Linked DNA regions of Homo sapiens: region 1 is linked to region 2. The links are chromatin contacts, found by Hi-C or POLR2A ChIA-PET in ENCODE. All regions are on one chromosome and are shown on one strand. Each heading gives the region's core, a stretch centred on a gene start or an enhancer-like site at or near the end of the contact. The rest is flanking DNA. Distances are from core to core; before and after follow the strand shown.

The links. Hi-C counts contacts between places; a loop is a spot of excess contacts on that map. ChIA-PET counts read pairs that join two places held with the same protein, here RNA polymerase II (POLR2A). Pooled maps may share reads with other maps.
Region 1: a loop to region 2 is called in a map of posterior cingulate gyrus, with 1.8 times the contacts of the local background. The contact joins two enhancer-like sites. A Hi-C loop is called at or near these places in 3 of 168 maps with a recorded cell type or tissue (GM18951, heart right ventricle and posterior cingulate gyrus) and 3 of 50 pooled maps. POLR2A ChIA-PET finds 5 or more read pairs at or near these places in 1 of 52 experiments (activated CD4-positive, alpha-beta T cell).

What each region holds. Positions count from the first base shown.
Region 1 is chr1:11,457,167-11,461,979 of GRCh38, forward strand. No RefSeq gene overlaps it. Among named protein-coding and RNA genes, the nearest start is that of DISP3, 20 kb to the right of the region's middle. Within about 2 kb of position 1,770, at least 5 of the 41 ENCODE cell types and tissues checked have a DNase peak (open chromatin) inside an H3K27ac peak, as active enhancers do.
Region 2 is chr1:11,333,009-11,337,781 of GRCh38, forward strand. No RefSeq gene overlaps it. Among named protein-coding and RNA genes, the nearest start is that of UBIAD1, 62 kb to the left of the region's middle. RefSeq lists an enhancer at 832-1,334. Within about 2 kb of position 2,548, at least 4 of the 41 ENCODE cell types and tissues checked have a DNase peak (open chromatin) inside an H3K27ac peak, as active enhancers do.

The DNA of each region.
Region 1 (4,813 bases), core at 520-3,019, 120 kb after region 2:
CACATCTGTCATCTTATTTGATCCTGTTCAGTTGCTGTTGCAGTAAGCAGCTCAGAGAGGTGAAGAGGTACCCGAGGATGCATAGCTAGGAAGTGGCAGAGCTGGGCCCCAGCCCTGCTGTCATGTCCCCAGCACCTTTGGGGGATGGCCAAGACCACCAGGGCACTCTCTAGGGAACAGGGTTGGACCAGGACCCCTTTGATGGGGAAGGGATGGAAGAAGGGAGAGTGGGGGCCAGGGCTCCTGTCTTGTTTTGCCCCAAGATGCAGAGACTGGAGCCGCCACACTCAGCCCTCAACACTGTGACCTTGGACTTGTCCTCCCGTCCTCTGGGCCTCTGTCTCCCTGTCTGTAAAATGACAATCTCCTACTCACACTCCAAATCTCTGTTACGGCAGCATCTCCTCCAGGAAGACCCCCTAGCCTCTGCCTCCGCATCACCTCCTCCAGGAAGCCACCATGGCCTCTCCAACCGCATTGCATGCCTTTACTAAATGCTCTTAGTGCTCCGGACTGCCATACTCTATATCCCTCACCTCACAGCGTGACTCTGTGTAATATCTTCCTAGGTCTGGATCTCGATTTGGGACCTGCCCACATTTTAGCTACTTGTCTCTGAGCCTCAATTTTCTCATCAATAAAATGGGGAAGTAACAGTGCCTACCTCATATTTCTGTTATGACGATCCAATCAGAGAGCTCATGAATAGCAGAGTGCTGGGCAGCAAATAAGCCGTCAGGAAATGTTAATAGTTTCTTAAGAGTCAAATTGTGTCCCCCAAAAAGATATGCTGGTGTCCTAACTTCCCAGGACCTGAGAATGTGACCTTACTTAGAAACAGGGTCTTTGGGCCAGGATCGGTGGCTCACGCCTGTAATTCCAGCACTTTGGGAGGCCGAGACGGGTGGATCACTTAAGATCAGGGTTCAATACCAGCCTGGCCAACATGGTGAAACCCTGTCTCTACTAAAATTACAAAAATTAGCCAGGTGTGGTGGTGCATGTCTGTAATCCCAGCTACTACTTAGGAGGCTGAGGCAGGAGAATCACTTGAACCTGGGAGGCAGAGATCGCAGTGAGCCGAGATCGCGCCACTGCACTCCAGTCTCCATTGGATGAATCCAATGACTGTTGTCTTCATAAGAGAGAAATCTGGACACAGACGTAGACAGACGGAGAACAGCACATGATGATGTGACAGAGCTTGGGGCGACGCATCTACAAGCCGGGGACCCCACGATTGCCACCACCAGAAGCTGGAGACACTCCTGGAACGGAATTTCCCTCAGGGCCTCCAGAAGGAGGCAACCCTGTCCATACCTTGACTTTGGACTTGTAGCTTACAGAACAGTAATAGAATAAATTTCTGTTGTCTACTGTTTGTGTTAACTTGTTCCAGCAGCCCTAAGAAACGAATACACTGTTATTTCAACGCAGCAAAGCGAGCGCGGTTCTGGGTATACAGTGGTGCCCAATAAGCTCCACTCCCTCATTGCTGACCCTCTGCCTTCACTATCCTCCACCCCCACTCCCCTCCCCACTGGCTTCTCAGGCCAGGTCAGTCTGGGCTGGGGGGCACCTGCTGGGCCAGGCAGGCAGAGCAATTCCTGTGCCCTGGCTGAGGCCTGCGGCACCTCATTACCAGGCAGAATGTACCTCGATTTCACCCATGACTGGCACTGAAAAGCAGCCCTGGCTGGTGTCATGGATGGGCCAGAAGCTGCTCCGGGCGCCTCCTGCCCCCTCCTGGGCCTGGCAAATCTCTGAAGCACCCAGAAGCTGGCAGGCAGCACGCTCCACAGCTGAGCCACACAGATAAACCTCAACAGGCGCTGGGCTGTTCGGTCCTGGAGCAAACATCAGGAAATTAATAGGCCTTTCTGTGGGCAGCGCCTGGCCTGGCCCCCACTTCCCCCTCACTCCCGCCTGCCCCCCTCCCCTCATCCCAGGCTTTGTTTCCTTTTTCCCTTTGTTTCCTGTTTGCGATAAACACGATTCATGCCAGTCCAGCCGGGCCCCGTCACCAGCTCAAGGCCAGCCGTATTTCTCAGCAATGAGCCCCGAGCTGGCTGCAGTGAGGATCTGGGCCATGGACACAGGCGTGAGGAAGGGGCACTGTGGGCAGAGACAGGGCTGATGTGGGGGCGCCAGCAGGGAGCAGGGTGCCGGGTCTCTGTGAAGTGCCGCTGAGCACTGGGCACTGAGGGGAACTCAGAGAAGCCACCATGGCCAGACCCTCCCTATCTGGGCACAGCTGTGCCCACCCTTCCTACATGGACATAGCTTCCTGAGGCTGCTGTAACAAAGTGTCACACACCAGGCGGCTTAGAGCAACAGATATGTATTCTCTCGCAGGTCCGGAAGCCAAAAGTCCAAGCTCAAGGTGTCAGCAGGGCCATTCTGTCTCTGAAGGCCCAAGGGAAAGCTCCCTCTGGCCTCTTCCAGCTCCTGGTGGCAGCGGCCACCCTTGGCATTCCATGCCTGTGTGGCTCCAGCCTCCGCCTCTGTCTTCACACAGCCTTCTCTTCCCTGCGTCCCTCCCCTTCTTGTAAGGACTCCAGTCGTATTAGGACCTAATCTTAACCAATGTTAAGTAAGACCTAATCTTAACTAATGACATCTGCAACGATCCCATTTCCAAATAAAGGTCACATTCACAGGTACTGGGGGTCAGGAGTTCAATACATTTCTTTTTGGGGACAGAATGCAATGCATCCCAGCTGCTGAGGCTCCTGGTGGCATCTCTCATCACCGCCTGTCACACCTCAGCCATCCAGCCATCCTGGGCACCTGCAGCTTCCTAGTTGTGACTGGCTCTTCCTGGTCTCTGGGCCTCCGTCTGTGCTGTCATCCTCCCTGGATGCCTGACCCTACCATTGTCCAGTTGGTATACGACCCCTCATCTATCAAGATTAAGCTTTGCTGGCTGGGCGCGGTGGCTCATGCCTGTGATCCCAGTACTTTGTGAGGCTGAGGCGGTGGGTCACCTGAGGTCAGGAGTTAGAGACCAGTCTGGCCAACATGGCGAAACCCTATCTCTACTAAAAATACAAAAATTAGCCAGGCGTGGTGGCAGGTGCCTGTAATCCCAGCTACTCAGGTGGCTGAGGCATGAGAATTGCTTGAACCCGGGACGGGGAGGTTGCAGTGAGCCGAGATCACACCACTGCACTCCAGCCTGGGCAACAGAGCGAGATTCTATCTCAAAAAAAAGAAAAAAAAAGATTAAGCTTTGCCGTCTCTCCTGGGAGCCGTCACTGACCCCTGGCCTCCAGGCCCCTAAATGCCCGGTGCTCACCTGCACTGCAGCTCACACCTGCACAAGGGTCTTTACCCATTTCCCATGCCTCCCCAGGCCCTAAGCACACGAGCTCCAGGCAGGCAGGGTCCATGGCTCCCCTCTGCCTCCCCAGCATGGGATGCACATACTTGCCCAGTAAACGAATTCTCGGATGAAGAATAATTGAGCACTTCCTGTGTCCCCATGCCAGCCACTGTTCTAAACCCTTTACCTGCCTTAACTCATTTAATCCCAATATTAATCCTATCAAGTGGGTGCCATTGTTAATTCCATTTTACAGATGAACAAACCAAGCTCGGAGTGGTTAAGCAACTTGTTCAAGGTCTAGTGATTGATAAACTGTAGAGGCTGTGATTTGAATCTGGCAGCGTGAAGGATTCCTCAAAGGGCCACGCACTGAGGGGCAGAGAGAGCTTCCCTAGTGTCCCGGATCCATGCTCCAGGGCCCAAAGTGAGGCTCAGAGCGTCGGTGCTGTGGGAAGCCAGGGTCTAGAGATGTGGTCCTGGACTAAGGAGATGGCGTGGTCTTGCATGTCACCATGCTGGGGCCCTTCATCTTATCCCTGAGACTGTAACCTCCCTGGGGGCAGGGGAGGACCATGATTCCTCCTGCATCTATCTCCCCACCCAGTTCTGGCAGAGCCCTGCCCATAGTAGGCAGAGCCTGGCATCTCCAGGTAGGAATCCTAATCCTGGTTCTGCTGCAAGCTGTGTGATCTAGGAGTCACTTCTCTCTGGACCTCTGGGTTCTTCTCTGTCACTCTAGAGTAGCCATCAGTGGGGCTCAAGAGGAGACAGCCTAAAAATGCTCTAACTCAGCACGGGAAGGAGGAAAGCTCGGCTTTGGGGTTGGACCAACTGGTCTTTGAGTTCCAATGCTGTGTGACCTTGGCCCAGAACTCTCTGGGCTCTCTTTTTCTCATGTATAAGATGGGGCAGACAATGAAGGATACTATGCCAGACAAGTGGGGAGCAAGTCCAAAAAGCCAGCAGGCAGTCGCTAGTAGCCACGATACCTCCTGGCCTCTTCCTCCCATGGTGCTCAATACTGTCCTCCATGGGATGATGGGCGCAGTGCTCCTCATTTCCTTTGCATGTAACTCACTTACTTAAATTTTAACTTTTTTTTAAAGAAATGAAGGAAAACACAGTTAAACAGCCATTTAGAATCATGACTCCATAATCCAGGAATTCTCTTTCCAACACAATCTGTTCAACAATTATTTTGTGAAGTGGGAGGGAGAGCACCACACTAAGTATGGTGTGCAGATTCCCCTGGGAGGGTGAAAATGCAGCTCCTCCAGATTGCTTCTCTCCCCAGAAATGTCAGTGTGTGTCCCAGTTTGGAAATATAACGTATCGAGTTTTGCTGTGCTCCAGGGGAGGGGTTCCTGCCTGCCAAGTCAGCGGCTAGTGGGGATGGGGTGAGGGCAGCCACGTTGGGAAGAAGGTTTTGGTTTTCTGCTGTTAAAATATCTTGTTGTCCTCTGGGGCCAGCCATGTTCCAGGGCC
Region 2 (4,773 bases), core at 1,298-3,797:
GGAGAATCACTTGAACCCAGGAGGTAGAGGTTGCAGTGAGCCGAGATTGTGCCACTGCACTCCAGCCTGGGTGACAGAGCGAGACTCCATCTTGGAAAAAAAAAGACAAAAAATCCAAGCTTCTCTTTGTGTCCCATGCCTGACCTAACCTTCTCTTCTTTTTCCAGCCTCTTCTCACCCCAAGATCTCCTCCACTGCCCTACCACACTGACCCTTTCTGCCCCTGTACCGCCAGAACTCGGTCTCTCTCCACACCTTTGCCCTTCCATTCTCTCTGCCTGGCATGCTCTCGTCTCAGATCTAAGGGCTGACTGCTTCTTATCATTCAGGTCTCAGCACAGATGTCACCTCTGTGCAGAGCCTTCTCCTGACCACCCCCGAACCCAGCACATCCTATCTCCTTTTCCTGTTTTATTGCTTCATTGCATTTGACATTGTGAGTCTAAAATCTAAGATTTTGTCATTTATTTATAGTTTATTCTTTTCATATCTGTCTCCCCCACTGGAATGTCAGTTAGCTCCATGAGGGCAGGGACTGTGTCTGGTCATTGCTCTGACTCTGGGGCCCTGAACAGTGTGCGCCTCATAATAGGTGTTCAATAAATGTTTGCTGAATGCATGAATGCATGAACATTTCATGTTGGAGGGAGGCTTGCTTGGGGCATCCCTGCTGGGCAGCTTAGCTCCTTCCTGCCCCAGGACCTTGCTATGCCAACACTAGAAGGTGAGGAGGGGGGCAGGGAGGGAAGTGGGGATGAGGTCAGAGCTCCCAGCCTGAGTGCCACTCCTCGGGTGCTGAGCCGTGGGGGGTGACGGCCGCTCTGAGGGAGATGGATGACCTGTACTGGGTGGCTGCCCCGGGAAGCTGCTTCCTATTAATAACAGCAGTAGCACTGCCAGGAGGGGAAGGGGAGGGAGGCAGAGGCAGCGGAGATGGGATAATGCCCCTCACCCCTCACCAAGCCAGGAAAATGGCATCGTATTTTCTAGAAGACAAGAATGCCACTTTTAAAGAAAATTAGGCCAGGCACGGTGGCTCACGCCTGTAATCCCAGCACTTTGGGAGGCCGAGGCGGGCGGATCACCAGGTCAGGAGATCGAGACCATCCTGGTGAACACGGTGAAACCCCGCCTCTACTAAAAAAAAAATACAAAAAATTAGCCGGGCATGGTGGCGGGCGTCTGTAGTCCCAGCTACTTGGGAGGCTGAGGCAGGAGAACGGTGTGAACCCTGGAGGCGGAGCTTGCAGTGAGCCGAGATCGCGCCACTGCATTCTAGCCTGGGCGACAGAGTGAAACTCTGTCTCAAAAAAAAAAAAAAAAAAAAAAATTTGGCCTGGTTTGTAAATGGGTCTCTGTCTGCTCTGCAGCCCTCCCTGTGGACAACTCCTCCGTGCGTGGAGGCTTCTTCCCCGGCTGGGTGGACCCTACAGGCAGCCAGAGGGATGTCCCCCTTACCCCTCCCCTTGTCTGGGCCAGCCCCAAACAGAGGCCGTGGCTGAGAGGGAAGTGTCTGCACCCTGGGGCTGGGGAGGATGAACTTTGTCCAAACTCCTCTGACTCCTTTCTCCGAGGGTGGTTATTGGGAAACAGGAGTGAAGGTGAGTATGGGAGGGAGGAGGAGGAGGAGAAGCAGAGAGAGAACAGAGATGGTGTAGGCTGCTTGGTGGCAGACCGGGGCGTGGGCAGGAAGGCCCAATCTGGTCCCACCAGATACCTGGCTTTGCCCTTGTCCTGGGGCAGGCAGGGGGCATTGAGGAGCTGGCAGAACTGTGGACAGAAGGAGAGCGGAGCCGCTTTCTCTCCCAGCGAGAAAAGAGCCCAGTCACTCTCATTTTCAGGGGAAGCAACATGCCACACCCCCCGAGACACCTCTGTCCCCAGCACAGTAGCTCCTGATGGCTGCCCGGTGAGGATGCTGCGGGCAGGTCCCACTGTCCCCCCAGGCTCTGGCGTGCTCCCCCCAACCAAGATGCCCCAGCAGGGCCCCTAGTGGCCCAGGTCTGTGGCCATCCTGGTTCCTGTCTCCACTGTCTATCTGGAGCCCCTCTCCAAGCCTCCATCCCCCACCAGCCCCCTCCCCGCCTCACCGGGCCACAGCCCCAGCTTGGTCTCTATCTTCTCACCCAGCCCTGCCTCTCACTAGGCCTCACTGCCGCCTAGCCCTATCCCTTCTTTGGGCCCTGATCCTCTGTCCTGAGTCCTCTGGCCCCGGACACGTTATACTTCCATGACCAAGGGTCTTTGTAAATTCTTCAGGCGCTCTCCAGAAGCCCCAGTCCCCTCATACTCACAGCTCTGAACACAGCCCGGCCCTGTCCCTAAAACCCAGACAGGACCCGCATGTGCCGTGACCTCCCACTCTCCAGTGTGGCCCCTAAGAACTCAGGGTCGGGCTTGGCATTAGCCTGGAGGCCTGGAGCCTGCTCATTCAGTCCTGAGCTGACAGAGAAGGTCATTAGCAAGTTCCTAACTGGGCCACACCTCCTGGGCTGTGAGGACGGCTTGTGCCAGAGAAACATCACACTCCGTGTATCTCACTTCTTGGGGTGGTGGCACTTGGTGGTGCCGGGGACTCCCACATGTACTTGTGAGAAGTCTCAGTTCCCCATCTCCTTCTAGCCACCTCTCTGTCACCTCCCTCTGCTGGGTTGTGGAGGGGTGGGGTATGTCTCGGGGTGTCCCTGTGTGGCCTCAGGCATCATTTGTAGCTCTCCTGTGGGTTGAGGTTTCTTCTCGGGGCTCATTCACCCCGGCTCCCATAACCCTACCCCACCATTTCCTAAGCAATAACCCCGTATCAAGCACTGGGCTAAGCAGGATCTTCATGGCCTCACAAGGTGGGACCTGTCACTATTTCTGTGCTCAGCAGAGGAAATGGAGGTTCAGAGTTGTCAAGCCACTTGCCTAAGGTCACAGAGCTAAACCCTGGTGGAGCTGTGATTAGGCTATAGGTCTGGGTGGCTCCTGCCTGAGTTCCTGGGGCTCAAGTTACCCCATATCAAACTGGGAGACCCTGTGTGGTCATTTCTTGGTGCCAGAGTCTGGTTGAGGGGCACAGGCAGGGAAGCTGGGTCTGGAACAGTCTGTCAGGTTGGACACTGTGATCACCTCCCATTGAAGCAGGAGGAGGTGCAGCCACAGGCCGTTAAGTGATTGTTTATTCAAAATGAAAGGAAATCTCCCGAACAAAGCAAGAAACTCAAAGATTGAAGCGCAGGGCCTGGGTGGGAAAGAAGAAATTATCCGGTTCCTGCCCTTCCCCAGCAAAGCAGGCATGGCTAGAGCTGTCCTAGCCAGCACCAGAGTGGGCCCCTGGCCAGGCGCAATGGCTCACGCCTGTAATCCTAGCGCTTCAGGAGGCCAAGGAGGATCACTTAAGGCCAGGAGTTTGAGACCAGCCTGGGAAACTTGGTGAAACACCCCGTTTCTACAAAAAGTAGCCAGGTGCCTATAGCCCCAGCTACTCGGGAGGCTGAGGTGGGAGGATCACTTGAGCCCAGGAGTTCAAGGCCATAGTGAGCTATGATCATGCCACTGTACTTCAGCCGAGGCAGCAGAGTGATACCATATCTCAAAACAAAACAAAACAAAGCAAAAACCCAACAACAAAACAGCAGGCCCCAAGGAAGCCTGTGGCAGGGGCCTGAGGGGTGGTGCAGGTAGGGTTGGTGGGGTTTTCCTGGGTCATGCCTCTAACTAGATAATAATGATGCCTGTCTCATTGCGGTGCGGTGGGAATACAATGTGCCTATAGTATATATGTAGCGCATACTGTATATGCAGTGTATACAGTGCACATATAGTGCATTTACAGTGGACATCTAGTGCATATATGGTGTATACGTAGCGTATATATAGTGCACGTGCTGTAGTGTATATATCGTGCATATGTAGTGTACGTGTAGTGAATATACAGCGCATATATAGTACATATGTGGTGCACATATAGTGTGCATATATGGTACATAGTGCACATAGTGTACATGAAACATATGTACACGAAACATATACACACGTGCACTACATTACACGTGTGAATTACATTACACATCTATCATATATGTGGTGTACATGTAGTGGACATATAGTGCCTATGTAGCATATGAATATGTAGTGAATATATAGTGCATATAGAGTATCTATGCAGTGCATATACATGCACTATATATAACTATACGTGCATTTACACATACACTATATGTGCACTATATATTCACTACATAGGCAATCTATATGCACTTTATATTCACATATATACACTATATGTGCATTACATGTACACTACATTACACTACGCCACATTACATTACACGTGCATTACATTACACATATATATGGTCTATGTGGTGTACATGTAGTGCACATATAGTGTATATATAGTGCATATGTATATATAGTATATATACTATATATACATAGTGCATATGTAGTTTACATGTAGTGAGTAAACTGCATATATAGTACATATGTAATGCATATATATAGTGCATGTATAGTACCTATATCGTACATGTGGTGGACATGTAGGGCACATATGGCATATATAGCGTGTATATATAGTGCACGTGTGGCGCATATGTGGTGCATACACTGCATATGTAGTATATATACATACAGTGCTCAGGGACGATGCGCCTCCTGCCTGGGTTCCAGGGGCAGGCACTCTCATCTCCTCTCAGGCCCCCAGGGGGCGCACCTCCCCCCGGCCGGACGTGTTCAGGCAGCGGCTTCCCTTCAGCCCCCATGCAAGCAGGTGCTTTTTATTTAGAC